Linked DNA regions of Homo sapiens: region 2 is linked to region 1. A link is a loop called in an ENCODE intact Hi-C map of the cell type or tissue named here. Cell type or tissue: sigmoid colon. All regions are shown on one strand.

Evidence for each region. A loop is a pair of places that touch in the nucleus more often than their neighbours do. Peaks named below come from ENCODE experiments on the same cell type or tissue, not always from the same donor. Only the 100,000 strongest peaks of a DNase experiment are listed, where the experiment ranks them.
Region 2: it touches region 1 in a loop (3-fold over the local background); 3 of 110 quality-filtered maps call a loop at or near these places.

What each region holds. Positions count from the first base shown.
Region 1 is chr9:108,138,738-108,146,737 of GRCh38, forward strand. The region is part of intron 4 of LOC105376214 (a long non-coding RNA gene); the gene reads right to left. Among named protein-coding and RNA genes, the nearest start is that of KLF4, 650 kb to the left of the region's middle. In sigmoid colon, no CTCF peak of the experiment used is centred here; a DNase peak (open chromatin) is centred at 4,154; H3K27ac peaks cover 1,183 bases.
Region 2 is chr9:107,729,499-107,737,498 of GRCh38, forward strand. It overlaps LOC124902242 (a long non-coding RNA gene), which reads right to left and starts at 4,984. Exons shown (of 2, transcript XR_007061719.1): 1 at 4,907-4,984; 2 at 3,865-4,316. It overlaps LOC105376208 (a long non-coding RNA gene), which reads left to right and starts at 5,301. Exons shown (of 7, transcript XR_930229.2): 1 at 5,301-5,394. In sigmoid colon, no CTCF peak of the experiment used is centred here; DNase peaks (open chromatin) are centred at 3,603, 4,243 and 5,393; H3K4me3 peaks cover 1,010 bases; H3K27ac peaks cover 1,572 bases.

The sequences.
Region 1 (8,000 bases):
GGGAGGGGTGGAGGAATTTGAGGCAGAGAGCAACCATGTGCACAAAAGAGATGGCTACAAAAAGGTATGCCAGGTCCAGAGTGCAGCAAGAAATTTGATATTACTGGAATGTGATGTATAGAAGAAATGAAGCCAACCAAGTGTCTGGGATGCTGGGATGCTGTCAGAATGGACTTGGATACCTTGGTGAGAAATTTTGGTCTATTCTGGGAGTAACAATGGTCCCTGAAAAATATTAAGTAACATTGGGTAAGTAGCATAATCAGAGTCGTGCTTTAAAATAATCGTTTAGGAGGCAGTGTTGAGAGTGAACTAGGGTAGCAATTGTCTGCCTAGTATTCTACTTAGTATTGGCGGTGAGCGGGGGGAAATTATGACTAGCCAGAGTCCCTGCTCTCAAGAAGCTTAGACTCCTGGGAGAATAAGTATCTTCAGATAATGTGGAAGAAGATACAAAAGAAGAGGAGAATCCATAAATCACAACGCACTCCTTGTGTTCAGAAATAAAACTCATTTTCTACAAAATTTCCTCCTACGTATTATGGTATGCTGCAGTGATTTTCAAAGTCTTTATTTAGCCTAGAACCCCTTGCTCAAACAAAAGTTAGGTGGAATCAGTAACAAAAAAGTCAAGGAGAAGAGGCTCTGTTCTGGTAAAAAGTAGGGTAAGGAGGCAGAAATCTATTCTTTCATGCTCCACTCCCAATCCTGGATTGGCTTCTTAGGCCACTTACAGCTCAGCAGAGAGCAGTTTGAAAATGATTGATCGGATTAAGGGAACTTGGACTTTGCAGTCCAGGAGAGTTGAGTTTTAATTTTAGCTCTGACATTTATAGGAAATGTATTCTAAAGCAAGTCACCACATTTTTCTGATCCTCAGTTCCCTCATCTGAAAATAGGGGCAATGACAACTACAGTCATGTATCACTCAATGACAGGGATATGTCCTGAGAAATGTTTTTAAGTGATTTTGTCATTGGGAAAACATCATAGAGTGTGCTTACACAAACCTAGATGGTATAGCCTACTACACCCCTAGGCTATATGGCATAGCCTATTGCTCCTAGGCTTCAAACCTGTACTGCATGTTACTATACTGAATTCAGTAGGCAATTGTAACACAATGGGAAGTATTTGTGTATGTAAGCATAGAAAAGATACAGTAAAATGCAATATTATAAGTTAATAAGACCACCATTACATATGCAAACCATCATTGACTGAAATGTCATAATGGGACACATGACTGTACTTCTAAGAGTTATTGTGAAAAATCAAATGAGATGATGTAAAATGATTAACAGAGAGTAGCTGAAATTGATAAGCACTGAATGAATGATAGCAATCATCATCATCATCATCATCATCATCATCATCATCATTTCATATGTAATTAGCAAAGGATTTTCTAAAAGTGAGACCAGCTTATCACTCAATCCCGGCTAGCCAGTTGCATATTCTTTTGATGAAGTTAACAGGATCAGTTCCTCAACTTTAAAATTCCAGGAAGTCAATCTCACCAGCATACCTCGAAGTGACCAAACTTTGATGGATCAACTGCAATAGCCAAACTCATAAAACAAGAATATGCAGATTGGTTACCAATATAAAATTTATAATGGGATAGAGACCCTTCTAAGAGCAAAAATAATTGGTTTTGCTATTCCAGATACCTCTTTCCAGTTAGGAGAGTTGGATGTGCTTCCAGAAACCTGGTCAGCATGCAGAATAGCTCCAGTAGCTCTCAGCTATATGGACCCTTCCTGACCCAGAGTTAGACCCGGTGAACTGATTACCAGAATCCTCAAGCTCACCAGGTACTGTGCCCTTCACTCACCCAAACAAGGCCTTTGGTAGAGTACAACAAATACTGATGACCTCTTACCATGTATTCAATTTAATGACCTTAGATGTCAACTATGAGTCGGTCATGGTTCTAGATGGTTTAGATACACACATTAGCCAAGTTAAGTAACGCTAGCTGCTATGTAAACCACCTCTATAACCTCAGCAGGTTAACACAATAGACCTGCTCACAGGTCTTGCTCACATAATGGTCAATATTTCTTGCTCACATAATGGTTCAGTGTAGGCTGGGCGATGCAACTGGGTAGCTCTCCTCCAGGCAATAAGTCAGGTATCCAGGTGTGTGAATCTGCCATGCAGGTGGGGGACACGGTGCATGGAAGATTATATTAAACCTTTCATGGTCAAGGCTAGAAATGTCATACAACACTCTGTCGACATTCAATTGGCCAGCACCCAGGCGCATGGCTCTGAAGAGGCTATTAAATGAGCTGCCTTTATGTGTCCAAGAACAAGAAATGAGGTTGATGAGCTACATTCTGCCTCACAGTCCGTCCGATCTCTTTCCTGGTTGGGTTTACATCAACTATCTCTTTTCCTGGCTTTCAGGCAGCCCATGATTGGTTGAGCCTATCTTTGCTTCAAAGTGATAAAGGCAGTCCTGTTGAGTGGGACCTGGCTGAATTTAATGACAGACTATCACAACCTGAACCTGAATACTTTGGCAAGACGTGACATTTCCATTCATTTATATGGCAGAGCATGGACTATCCACCTGTAAGGGCAGGCCACTTCCAGTCACTCTCAAAGGGTCTCTATTTCTAAATTCTTGTAATATTTTATGCTATCCTCTATAGACTGACATAATCTACTTGCTTACATGTTCCTTTTTTCTGGAAGGCCTTCTGTCATTCCATAAACTGGTACAAATATCTTGTCTGGGTGCATTTCTTTCTTCTTGAACCTTCCGCACCGTAACATCCTTTACATTTTATTGTCATTTAACCTTTTGATCTTTGAGATAGACAAGGGAAGGGACCGTGTCTTGAGCACATATTTCTTTATTCTTAGCATCTAATACATTACATAAAATGTTAAAGCCACTGAAATGTTTTTATTTAATTAATCGTTTATTTACTTAATTTAGTATTATTTCTTGAATGCTGACTGACTGAATGAATGATTGAAAAATGAAGAAAAGCCAGGTATGGTGGCACTCATCTATACTTCCAGCTACTCAGAAGGCTGAGACAAGAGGATAGCTTGTAGTCAGGAGCAGGAGGCTACAATGAGCTCCGATGGAGCCTATTAATAGCCACTGCACTCCAGCTTGGGTAACATAGCAAGGCCCTGTCTCTAAAAAGATAAACAAATAAAAATTTAGAAAATAAATAAAGAAGATTAAGAGAGTGTAGAGTTGTCATTCAGCCTGCTTTAAAGTTTCCAGACTAGCTTTGGAATTTAGAGGAAAGAAATGAAAACCTCTGGATGGCTTATTGATTCTCTGCAACAGTTTGGTGGTGAATCCAAGATTTTTATTGCCATTTAGTGGATAAGAACACTGAGGTCAACATCATACTGTGGGTCAGTAGAAGAGATGACATTTCAACTTGCATCTCTCTGGCTTGAGCCCCTGTTCTTTCCTCTCATGAGACCTCATTGCCTCCCTTCTGGTGAGTGAAGGAGTATGATACCCTTTCTACTTGTGTAGTTCTTTAGGGTGTCCCAGGCATGTCACAGCCAGAACCTCACTGGTGCTGGCATGGCAGCTATCACTGGGAGGATGCACTGAGCCCCTGCTTTGTGACAGAGCCAGCTGCCCAAGGCACAGCCAACAGCTTCTAATCAAAGGGAATTCTGAAGAAAAAAAAAAACCTTCAGCAATCTTCTGGGGATTCTTCCTATCAAAGTCCCTGGCAATAAATAATACATGAAAAGAGATCCGCTCATGCGAAGGTGGACTTCAAAGCGGGTGGGGTAACAGTGCTCAAACCCACCACTTGGCGTCTGTGCTGTCTGCTCATTCCAGAAGTTAATTCACAGAGAATAGCATGAGGGAATGCCTGCCTCCCTGCAGCTGATTCATGGGAACTCCGAGCCTGCATTAACAGGAGGGAAGGGCAGCTTGCTAGTCTTTCAAGAGCATTTTCCCAGCCCCAAGCCTTAGAGCTAGGCCTTGGACTGCTGCTGTGACATGTGTTCTGAGCTAGTCCCAAACAAGCACAAACACAATAGCCTCCACTGATCAATGCAGCAGGGCTGAAGGATGGAATCCAAAGCATGAACCCTGAGAACAGAAAGTCCCAGCACTCGCTCTGTGCAAGTTGCCATGAACTCCAGCCATGCATCCTGTGGCCAAGGATGGGTGGCCCCCGAGCAGGAAACTCTTTGGCAGCCTCCACTGCGTGCTTTGCCTGCTGACAAGAGCACACCCTGGCCTTGGTTATTGCCCTTATAAAACAGCTCAAGGAGGATGTGAGCCAAACGTTTTAAATGTGCCTGGAAGAAAAATGTTAACTATGAATCCACGCGGTAGAACAGTACAGTACAACTGCAACAACACGCAGCACTGCTCTCAGAGAAGGGGCCAAGGAGGAAACTGCAACTGTTGCCCAGGTTTCCTGTGGCTTTTCCTTTTCCTCTCTCTGGGGCCAGGGCTGCTCTGAAACCCACTTTGCAACAGAATCTGAGAAATGGGTGCTTTTGTGGCTGTAATTAGAGTCATAGAATTTACAGAATTTTCCCTATTAGGGGAGACTTTAATCCTCCAGTTTGCATGTAAATAGAGACAGAAATTGAAGCTTATAGAGGTCATCATCAAGGTCTATCCTTTCTTACTGAAATTCATTTTGCCTGTTTCCAATCCACATTTTGCAAAAGAAAGTTAATGCATGTAGGATGTCTTTCATAATCGGTACCTATTATCTATCAGGTAATGTCTTAGGTATTTTTCCCATAGCTTATTGAATCTCCAGTACAGCCTTAGAAAGAAATATTATTACCTATATATTAAACAGAAAGAAATAAAAATTGTAGGTGTGTATGTTCCAATACCGGCAAGTACTGGAACAAGCATTAGATCCCTAGTGTCCCTGACCCCAGAACCTCTGTTCTTTTCATTGTGCTAAAATGCCACTCAAGTGTCATTTAAGAGACACATAAGTGTCACTTACACATAAGTGTCTCATATCTCTGGGCTACTGATATCCATTTTTTCTCTAATAACTCTAATAAAGATATTCAATGGAGGTAATCAGAATGATCTTTGAGTACTTCCATCAGGATAAAACCTATTTTGTCCTACCTCATGTTGAAATACCAGAAGCACCGTAGGAAAAAGGACAAGAATGCCCACCAGTGGCATTAACATTTTTTTTTTTTACACTTCAGCCAATAAAATAGAGCAAAACTTAGAAAACTAAAGCAAGAATCCTGCTTTATTTGATAATTGATTGTATAGTGTAAAACTAAGAAAAAATAGCTGTAAAAACTCATAGAACTACTAAGAGAGCTCAGTAAATTAGCCAAATAAAATTTAAAATCAAATCGATGACTTTTCTACATAACAGCAATCTCCATTTAAAAGACACAATGGAAAAAGATCGATTATACTTGTATTAATATATACACCTAAGTACTTTAACAAAATTGTGTGATCTATTTAAATGAAACCACAGAGTTTTACAGAGACTCAAAAGAAAATTTTACAAAATCAAGAAAGGTTTTAAGTTTCCAGATGAGATGCATGAACAAGGATGCCAGATCTTCCCAAATTAATACATAAATTTATCATGATAGTAATAAGGTTTTTACATTAAAAACATCGTTGTAGAGTTATTCAGAAAAGACTGAACAGATGAGTAAAATAGCTAAGAACACATATAAAACAAGAGAAAGAAACGAGAGAGTTTGTCCATCGAAAGATATATAATATTGCAATCATTAAAACAGGATTATACTATCACAAGACTGGATAGATCTACCAGTGGAACAAGACAGAAAGTTCTAGAATGATCATACAATGATCTGGAACTTAATATATGATAATAATGGAAGTAGCAATATTCAATGCAAAATTCAAAGGTATAATATTCACCATATAATACTAGCAAAAGTGGCTAAAAATATGGAAAGAAATAAACATTTACTTAATCCTAATATCACATATCTACCAATTCAAATTCCATATGCCTTACAGATTTATGTGAAAACAAAGAAAACAATTATTAAAATATGAAAATTACAGTAAATATTTAAATTATCTTGAAAGCAGGAAATAACTTCTTCAAACTTTTATTTTAGGTTCAGGGGTGTATGTGCAGGTTTGTTACACAGGTAAACCTGTGTCACAGGGGTTTGTTGTATACAGAAATAATTTCTAAATATAAAATAAATGCAAAAAATCAGAAATAACACAAGTCACAAAAAAAGACACTGCAAAAAAAATACAAAAGAAGAAAAATGTGAAATTAGAAAAGCATTTTCAATGAATAAAAACAAGAGTGTAATACTTTTATATATATATAGATGTATGTGTGTGTCTGCATATATATAAATACATCTCAGAAATCATTTTTAAACAATTTCCAATACCCATTAGCATAATCATACTAGTAGCTATGCCTTAGCCCGTTCTCACCAAGCGGAAACATTCACCTGGATGCTCTGTATTTATCATTTCATATAAGTTTCACACGACGGCATTGGGTTATTTATGCACACAAAATGAGAATGCTAAGACAGGCAATGGTTATTTGCAGAAGGTCACACCACTGGGCCAAAAAAGAAAGAAAAAATCAAAACCAGATACATCTGTCTATAAAGGTCTTACTTCTAAACATGACCCTATATAAAAGTGGCCAAAAGTGATGAGTACCTATGTCAAAGAGGAAGAAAAGTATTTGGTTAACAAACATTTGATTAGTGTTTAGTCTGCCAGTATTCAACATTAAGAGACACCATTTTTAACTATCAAATTAACCCCAAAAATGAGAAATAACAACAAGACCAATCAATGTTGGTGAAGCATTAGCAAAGACGTGGAATCAACTTAGGTGCCCATCAACAGGGTACTGGACACAGAAAATGCGGTACATATACATGATGGAATATTATGCAGCCATAAAAAAGAATGAAATCATGCCCTTAGCAGCAACATAGGTGCAGCTGGAGGCCATTATTCTAAGTGAATTAACACAGGAACAAGAAACCAAATACCGTGTGTTCTCTTGTATACGTGGGAGCTAAACACTGGGTCCTCATGGACATAAAGGTAGTAACAATAGACACTGGGGACTAGTAGAGGGAGAGAGAGGCAAGGGGGCAGAATTTGAAAATCTACCTATTGGGTACTGTGCTCACTATATGGCTGGTAGGATCAATCATAGCCCAAACTTAGCATGATGCAATGTACTCATGTAGCAAACCTGCATGTGTACCCTTTGAATCTAAAATAAAAGTTGAAATTATTTAAAAAAAAAATACTAGTAAAGGTGAATTCCACATAGCTGCAGAGTCAAAAATGCACACACCTTTCTGGAAAAGAATTTGGCAATATACATCAAAAGTCCTTAAAAATGTTCTTACTGAATAACTCTGCTTCTAGGAATGTACACTGAGGAAACCATCAGAGAAACTCATTCAAATGTATTCACAAGGAAATTCACTGAAGGCCTATTTATAAATTTACTTAAAGAATTGAAAGTAAAATTAGTGAAAATGTAAAGTATCCAGAATATGGGTGTGGTGGGCTGAATAATCCCCCTCATCCCCCAAAGGCATCCAGATCTGAATCCTCAGAACCCAGAAATATGTTACTTTCCATAGCAAAGGGGTCTTCGCAGATACGATTAAGTTAGAGAAGAGGAGATTATCCTGTGTTACCTCGGTGGGACCACTGTCATCACAAAGGTCTTTTTTTTTTTTTTTTTTTTTTGGAGACAGAGTCTCACTCTGTCTCCCAGGCTGGTGTGTAGTGGCATGATCTCGGCTCACTGCAACCTCCGCCTCCCAGGTTCAAGCAATTCTCCTGCCTCAACCTCCTAAGTAGCTGGGACTACAGGCACATGCCACCATGCCTGGCTAAGTTTTATAATTTTAGTAGAGACAGGGTTTCACCATGTTGGCCAGGCTGGTATTAAACTCCTGACCTCAAGTGATCCACCCACCTTGGGATCCCAAAGTGCTGGGATTAC
Region 2 (8,000 bases), 410 kb before region 1:
CTTCCCCCTCCCAACACACATCACCCTTCCCAGCCTCTGGTAACCACCATTCTACTCTCCACCTCCATGAGATCCACTTTTTTGTCTCAAACATATGTGTGAGAACATGCAATATTTGTTTTTCTGTATCGGGCTTATTTCACTTAACATGATGACCTGCAGTTCCATCCATGTTGTTGCAAGTGACAGGATATCATTTCCTTTTTAAGGATGAGTAATATTCCATTGTGTATATGTAGCACATTTACTTCAACCATTCATCTGTTGATGGACACTTGCGTGGATTTTACATCTTGGCTATTGTGAACAGTGCTGCGATAAACATGGGAGCACAGCTATCTCTCAGAAGGTCCCAGGCTTGATTTAATGATCTACTGTTACCATCTTGAAATTCTTAGTAATTGTTAGACAAGAAACCCTGCATTTCCACTGGGCATGGTGGCTCATGCCTGTAATTCTAGCACTTTGGAAGGCCAAAGCTGGAGGATTGCTTGATCTCAGGAGTTAGAGACCAGCCTGAGCAACACAGTGAGACCCCATCTCTACGAGAAATAAAAAATAGCCACGCATGGTGTGGCTTATGTCTGTAGACCCAGCTAGTTGGGAGGCTGAGATGGGAGGATCTGCTTGAGACTAAGAGTTCAAGGCTGCACTGAGCTATGATCATGCCATTGCACTCCAGCCTGGGTGTCAAACAAGATCCTTTCTAAAAAAAGCAAAACGAAACAAAACAAAACAAAAACAGCCCTGAAACCCTGTATTTTCATTTTGCATTAAGGCCTACAAATTATGTAGCTGGTCCTGATGCCTGATGCTAGGTATAGAATCCGGAGCTGAGCAAAAACCAGCCATGGTCCTTGCTCTAGCATAGAGTATAGTATAGGAGGTTGACTACCTGGGACAACTCACTTTGTGATTCTCAGTTTTCTCATCTGTAAAATGGAGATAGTCATTCCAACTTCAAAGAGCTGCTGTGAGCACTAGAGATGATTGTGTAAAGTGTCCAGCTCAGTGGCTGGCATGATGTGCTCAGTGGGCATGAGATGCAGAGTCCCCATTTCCCTGGTCTCTCAAGGGAGGTCAAAGCTGGTATTTTTCCTGCTACCTTGCTCTCATTGACCCACCTAAATACTCTTCCATCTGTTACACACTTGGTGTCTTTTGGGGATCAACCTCTTTGTTAGAAGCCTTTGTCTTCCACTCTGCAGTTGGGCACACCCAGGATCCCAAAGCCTGCCAAGGCTTTCCCACTGGGAAGCTAGCATTCCTCCAGTGCTTTGGATTTGCCATGGCAGTGCCCTAATGGACCCAAGGCTGATTCTTCAGGCTGGTTGAAGCCCTGGAGGCCCCCATAAACCTGAGTGTCATGAACAGATGGCAGCTTCAGATTCATAGCATCTGTTGGTGTCAAATGTTAGGAAGAGCACAGCCAATCAATTATCAGAGCGTCCTTGTTGAACAAGGCTCTGGTCACTGCTGGAAACCATACCAGAGCTGTTGGTAGTGCCAGGCATTTTTCAAGGAAACACAAGCAATTTAAGATAATCCATGGGTGGAATTTTCATCCCGGGCTCCCCAGTTTCCCTGAAGAACTGTGTGCAGTTGCCAAATGATAGTGAAATAAGCAGTTTGTGATTTCCTTTGAGAAACAAATGCCTTGTGATGGGAGTTAGAGTGAGTCCATCATAATACGTAAGAGAAGAGGGACAGCGTGATTCAAAAGCAAGAGCATGGATTTTGAAGTCAGAAAATCTGGGCTCAAGTCCCATCCTCGAGTTTTAGTAGCTGTGTGTCATTAGACAAGTTACTTGCCCTCTCTGATCCGCAAGATCCCTAGCTATAAAATAGAAATAATACTAGTTACCTTCCAACGCTGTATGTAAAGGAAATAGTACAGGCAATATCATGGAACTCTAATTATCAACATTGCTTTCCTTTCCTGTTCTGTTTTGGGTATCCACTGGCTGAAAGGCTGGGAGGTAGATTCTAAAAATGAAGCTAAGAGGCTACTTTGTATGGGTCATGCTTATGCCAGTTTCCTGATGGCCCATTTCCATGGGCAATTGGCACTGTTATTACATCAATACTTGTCACTCTAACATGGTACAGGTTCACCTCCAGCTCAGCAGCTCTCTGGCCGAGTGCTAGCTCACCCTGGGGATTCTCAGATCTCAGCACTGACACATGTCTTCATGGTGAAGACAGACTGATTGTGTGCCTAAAGGTAGACAGTTGTTTCTCTGCTTGAGGTCTTTTGACTATGCAGATCATGTTGTCCAAGGCCAGCATTACTGCCTCCTAACAGGTCTCTTGCGGATAATCCAGAATTATCATCTTCAGTCTACTCTACCTTATTCCCTTCTTCGTTCTCTGTCTCATCATTCATATATTCATTCTCTGAATGAGGATTGTAAGCTAGCACTGGGAACACAATAGTAGACAAGACTGGGAGCAGCCATGCCTTCAGGGAGTATCCAATCCAGAGGAGGAGACACAGTGGCTGAGGAGTGCAGCTGCAGGCTGTGGGTGCTTGAGGAAAGCAGGTGCACACCAGGCTGAGGGTGGGAGGAAGTGTCGGAAAAGGTGCCTTTCGAGAGCCAGAATTGACAAGTAGCCACCCAGTGGACCTGTGTTTCTTCTGGCTTCTGAGGGTCCTCCTATTTAGAATGTGAGTGACTGTGTCTTGTGTCATCATTCTGTCCATGTTTATCTCTTCAAGTAGACTAAGAATCCTGTCAGAGCAGGAACTGCATCTTCCTCAAGTAGCTATCCCTCCATGCTAATGTTAAATGATTAGGAATCAATCAATCAATCAATGAATTAGTTAAGTAGTTGAAATGAGCATAGGGCGATTTTGGGTGGAGTCACCATCGTGAATAAATATCCCTGTGGTACTTAGGAGAAGGATTCACGTACACACTTCTTGTACGTGAATTTGTACTTCTTGTACTTAAATTTTTGCTAGTGCCAATTCAGGCAAAGCATATTTTGTAGCTTCTTAATTGTAGTGAGCTGAAACTAACAGCAACAAAAAAGCAACACAAATAATAACTACTATCTAGTGAGAACTTACTATATATCAGGGATTGTACCAAGTCCTTCTCATGTTTACCCATTTAATTCTCAGACTGTCTTTATGATACAGTGACAATTATTATCATGCCAATTTTACAGGAGGGGCAACTGATACATGGAGAGGTTCAGTTGTCCCCATAACAAGTAAGTTTCAGAGCCGAGGTTTGAACTAATGCGGTCTCCCTCCCACATCAGAGTTCTGGACCTTGGCAGTGGATTATCTCACTTCCTGCACCCTGTCAAGGGTTAATTCTTGCCTTGTGCCAGGAGCACTGGCAGATTTCTGGCAGTGTGTATTCATCCCTTTGCGGCCTTGGCACAGATTCCCATTCCCTTCTGCTGACTGATCTCTCTTAAAAGAAAGTCATTTTTGACAGAGACATGCATGGAAAGGTCCAGTTTATATGAGTTTAGTCAAGGAATTTCCAGTCCTATTGACAACTGAGTTGTAGCTTGCAGGACCCCACTATTACTCAGGAAAAAGGCTGTGACCGAATGGTTTCTGTCCTCTCTGCCGGCCAGCATTTTGCAATGTTGGTAGGGCCAGGCATTATGACAGGGAATCCAGTTGTTGTTGTGCATATTTCTGAAGACACACGATTCTGACATCTGTAACCCTGCAGTCAGTCAAGGTTTGTACCAGCGTTGTAATCTGTTTCAGGGCTGCCAAATAGTTCTTTTGAAAAACTTACTGGCAGCTTACCCGTTTTCTGCTGTTGTGTTTTGAACAAGTGTTTCCCAAAACTATTTCCTAACAGCACCAAAGGGTTGGAGGAGGAAGGAAAATAAAACAGGATAGTAGAATTTACTGGGGAGGAAAAACACAAAGTGAAACCACCACCACCATTTACCAGCGTCACTCCTAAGCCTGGACTGTGGCTCTGTGCTCTTCATAATTTGAAATCAGAGCTTCTGAGCAGGCGCCCTTTCTCTGGCAAAGGTGATCTCTGTTTTTATTTAGGTTCAGAGAGGGGTTTCTCTTCACCCCTTTGGAAGTTTTCAGTTGGCAACTGTGACTTCCGGGAGAGAAGTTGCAGGCAGTGGATGATTGGAAAATACCCAGTCGTAGAAGAGGCCAGATGCAAAGATGTTGATGACCTGTGGGTTTCAAGGGCAGGAACTCCTTGTTCTGCATGGTGACTGGTGTCACGTGTGTCCAGCTCAGGCCTGCTGACGGAGCCCGCTGCTCATACCATCTTGAGTTGAACAGACTGGACCAGAGGCCACTGGAAGCACAGCTCCTAAAAAATACCAACAGTGATTTTTGGCTTTTTCCCAGCAACCAGGGAATCAGATTGGAGCTAGGTCAGGGTTGTGAGCACCCATTGCTCTCCTGCACATTGTCCTTCCTTTTGGGGTTTTGGAATACACATGGATATATTTAACTAGATATATTACATATATTTTAAAGATATATACTTAGCGTATATATTTAACATAGATATTTCTAGAATATGCATATTCTGAATATATGAAACATCTAAGCTTGACATTATTTGTACATAAAGTAAGTATAATATTTACATTTATCACTTTAAATTTTATACATAGAATGGTTATTTCTCAAGATATCTATATATCTATGTATTTCCAGCTCCTAAATATATTTATATATCTTTATATCTAAATACAGCGAAGATGGTTCATATAAATAGATATATACACACGTACACACACACTGTATATATATGTATATATGTATATATATGTATATATATATTTCTCCTTTTCCAGCTTTTCCAGTTACCTGCACACACACACACAGATACACACACACAGACGCACATAAGCATCTCGTATATAGAGTTTCCTCTTTCTTAAGCTGCCATACCTCAGCAGTCATTGGACACCCCCACATGGCTGTCAGGGCCAGCAAAGCTGTATCCCCTTGGAGAGGCAGAAGAAATTCACAGTCCCCTTGTAAAATCTCTCACTTGCCTTGCACTTAGGGGATGTCAAAAGTGTTCTCTCTCTGCCAGCTCCTCACTTTCCATACCCCCTTGAATCTCACATATTTACCACCTTGTTTTTTCCTTCTTTTTTTCTTTACAATTTTTCAACAGGGCCTTTATTTTCATCAAACGAGCATTTTAATGCGTAGTTCAAGAGAAATTCAGTCCGTATGTTTCAGATTCATTTACAGTTAAATCATCAGTAGTTTTGCAATCACAATTTGGCAGCCAGGAGATCTTGGAGGCTTTTTTTTTTTTTTTTTTTAGGCCCTTTGACTTGGAGTCAAGATGTGCTGTACAGTTTGGTGCTGAGTGCTCTGGACGCCCCAGCAGGGCCGGAGAAAATCTGCAGAGGCAGCAGCAACTGGTAGGTGGAGCAGGGGTTTGGGCCTGCGGACTGTGCTTGCTTCTTTACCATGTGCTCAGAGGCCACTTATCTGAAATGAACTGTGCATTGTCACCCTGGGCTCGGCTTCTCCATCTATAGACTAGGGTGTTACCTACACTTATGAACGTCTTTGTGCTTCATTCCTTTTATCTTGAAAATAGGCATAACAGTAATAGGCTATGAAGGATGCATAAGCTATTCAGGGAAAATGCTTAGTATTTGGCCTTGTAAGAGTTCTATACGGCTGGGCACGGTGGCTCACACCTGTAATCCCAGCACTTTGGGAGGCCAAGGTGGGGAGGATTGTTCGAGCACAGGAGTTTGAGACAGCCTGGGGAACATCGTGAGACTCCCATCTCTATAAAAAATAAAAAAATTAGCTAAGCATGCTGGCATGCACCTGTGGTCCCAGCTACTTGGGAGGCTGAGGTAGGAGGATCTCTTGAGCCCAGAAAGTAGAGGCTGTAGTGAGACCTGTTTGCACCACTGCACTCCAGCCGGGATGACAGAGCAAGACCCTGTCACAAAAAAGAAAACAAAAAAGAGTTCAATAACTCAATGACGGTTACTATTGTTCACATTCCTGCCAGTTGGGTAGAAAATTGCCAATATTGAGGACACCTTGTATGTGCCAGGTGCTGTACTGGCTGCTTTTAACTCAGTTCTAATGAGAATCCCACCTTGTCTCCTACCTCTGCCTCTTACCTTGCTGAGTGTCTTTTCTTCTCTGCATGATTCGCTCTTCTCTTGACTTTCTTGACTGGCTGCAAGTTCACAGGGCTCTGTTGCAGGTCTCCTCTTTTCTGTATCCATACACTCTCCTTAGGCAGATGCATCTTTTTCTATAGATTTAACAACTTCTATGCTGTATTTTCATCCTCAACTTCTTCCCTGAGGTTAGGCCCATACATTCATATTCACTTGGATGTTGCCAGGGGCCTTTAACTCAATAGACCCAAAGCAACATGCTTGACCTCTCTGTTGTCCTCCCCACCTCCTCTGTCTCCAACAAATGGTCCTGTGTGCTTGATTCCTTGCCCTGGCTAATGCTATCACCACCCACCTAGTTACCTAATCCTGGGCACCCATCTTGATGACTCTTTCTGTTTAACCACCAGTCTAATAAATGACCAAGTCCTGTTGATTTTATGGATTTCAGGCTTTTTGAATTTGCTCCTTCCTCCCAGTTTCTGCAGTTCAGCAACTCAGGCTCTGGCAGTTCTCCTAATGGCAGCAGCAACAGCCCTTCTCTTACCTCCTGGCTTCCAGCATTGCCCCCTTGGAAGTGTGTCTTCCACTTGCGGCTGGGTGAGCTTCTGAGACAGGTCAGAATTTGCTTCTGGCTGCAAACTGTCTAAAGAATTAACAACCAAACTCCTAACTTTCACATTGAATGCTTGCTGCTGCCTATCCTTAAGTTACTGACCCACCCTCATCCTTGGTCTCATCTCCTGCCGTTAATTAAAACATAACAGTCTGGTAATCCCTGGGTGGGTCCTGAAGCCACTTTCTGAATGATTGTACTGGGGTGACATTCCAGATCTATTTGCTGTTTTATAAACTCAGGACATTGGGGAGATAATGGAGTAAGGGTGCCTCACTGTGCTACCTCCAGCAGACGCACATCATGCCTGCCTGCCAAGCAGAGCTCTGCAGACCAACTGCAACCCAGCTTCTGCAAGGGACCACAGATGCTGGTTCTCATTGGCAGTGCAAGTCAAAGGAAGTATGATGGTACTCTCTGGGTATAAGCTGTGGCACTTCAGGATTTGTTGAAGGGCAGGAGCTGGCTCTGGGTGGCTGAGGCAGGCCTTTTGACCTGCTCTTCCCTCATCACTAGGACTGGAGCAGAAGAGAAGCATCCTTGAGTCTCAGCAGAGCTCGTGGGTAGTCAGTAGGGTGGCTGTGAATTTGTAGTGGGAGGCTGACCTGCAGAGATGGATATCAGCTCTCTGCTTTCTTTCAGCCAGGACCAGGCACCCCACTCTGCTCACTCCATATTTTTATGCCAAGAGGAGAGAGATTGAGATGGACTATGGTCAAGTGCCTTCAATGAGCCTAGCTTCATGACAATGGCACGTGAGTGTAACCAGAACCCAGAATATTCTCATAGAAAGTGGTGGTGGCCTGGCTGACATGGTGGTGCGTGGCTGTAATCCCAGCACTTTGAGGGGCTGAGGCAGGAGGATCCCTTGAGCTCAGAAGTTTGAGAGCAGCCTGGGCAACATAGCAAAACCCCATTTCTACAAAAATTAAAAAATAACTGAGAATGGTGGTGCATGGCTGCAGTCCTAGCTACTCAGGAGGCTGAGGTGGGAGGATTGCTTGGGCCCAGGAGGTTGAGGCTATAGTGATCTGAGATCATGCCACTGTACTCCAGCCTGGGCAACAGAGCAAGACTCTGCCAAAAAAAAAAAAAAAAGAAAAGAAAAGAAAAGAAAGAAAAGGAAGAAAGGAAGGAAGGAAGGAAAAGAGAGAAGAATGTGGTGGCCCATGTCACCTGCTTCAGAATGTAGAACAAAATAGGATCAGAGTTTCTGACTGCTGCAAAGCTCCTCTGCAATTTGTTCTAGCAGATGCGCCCA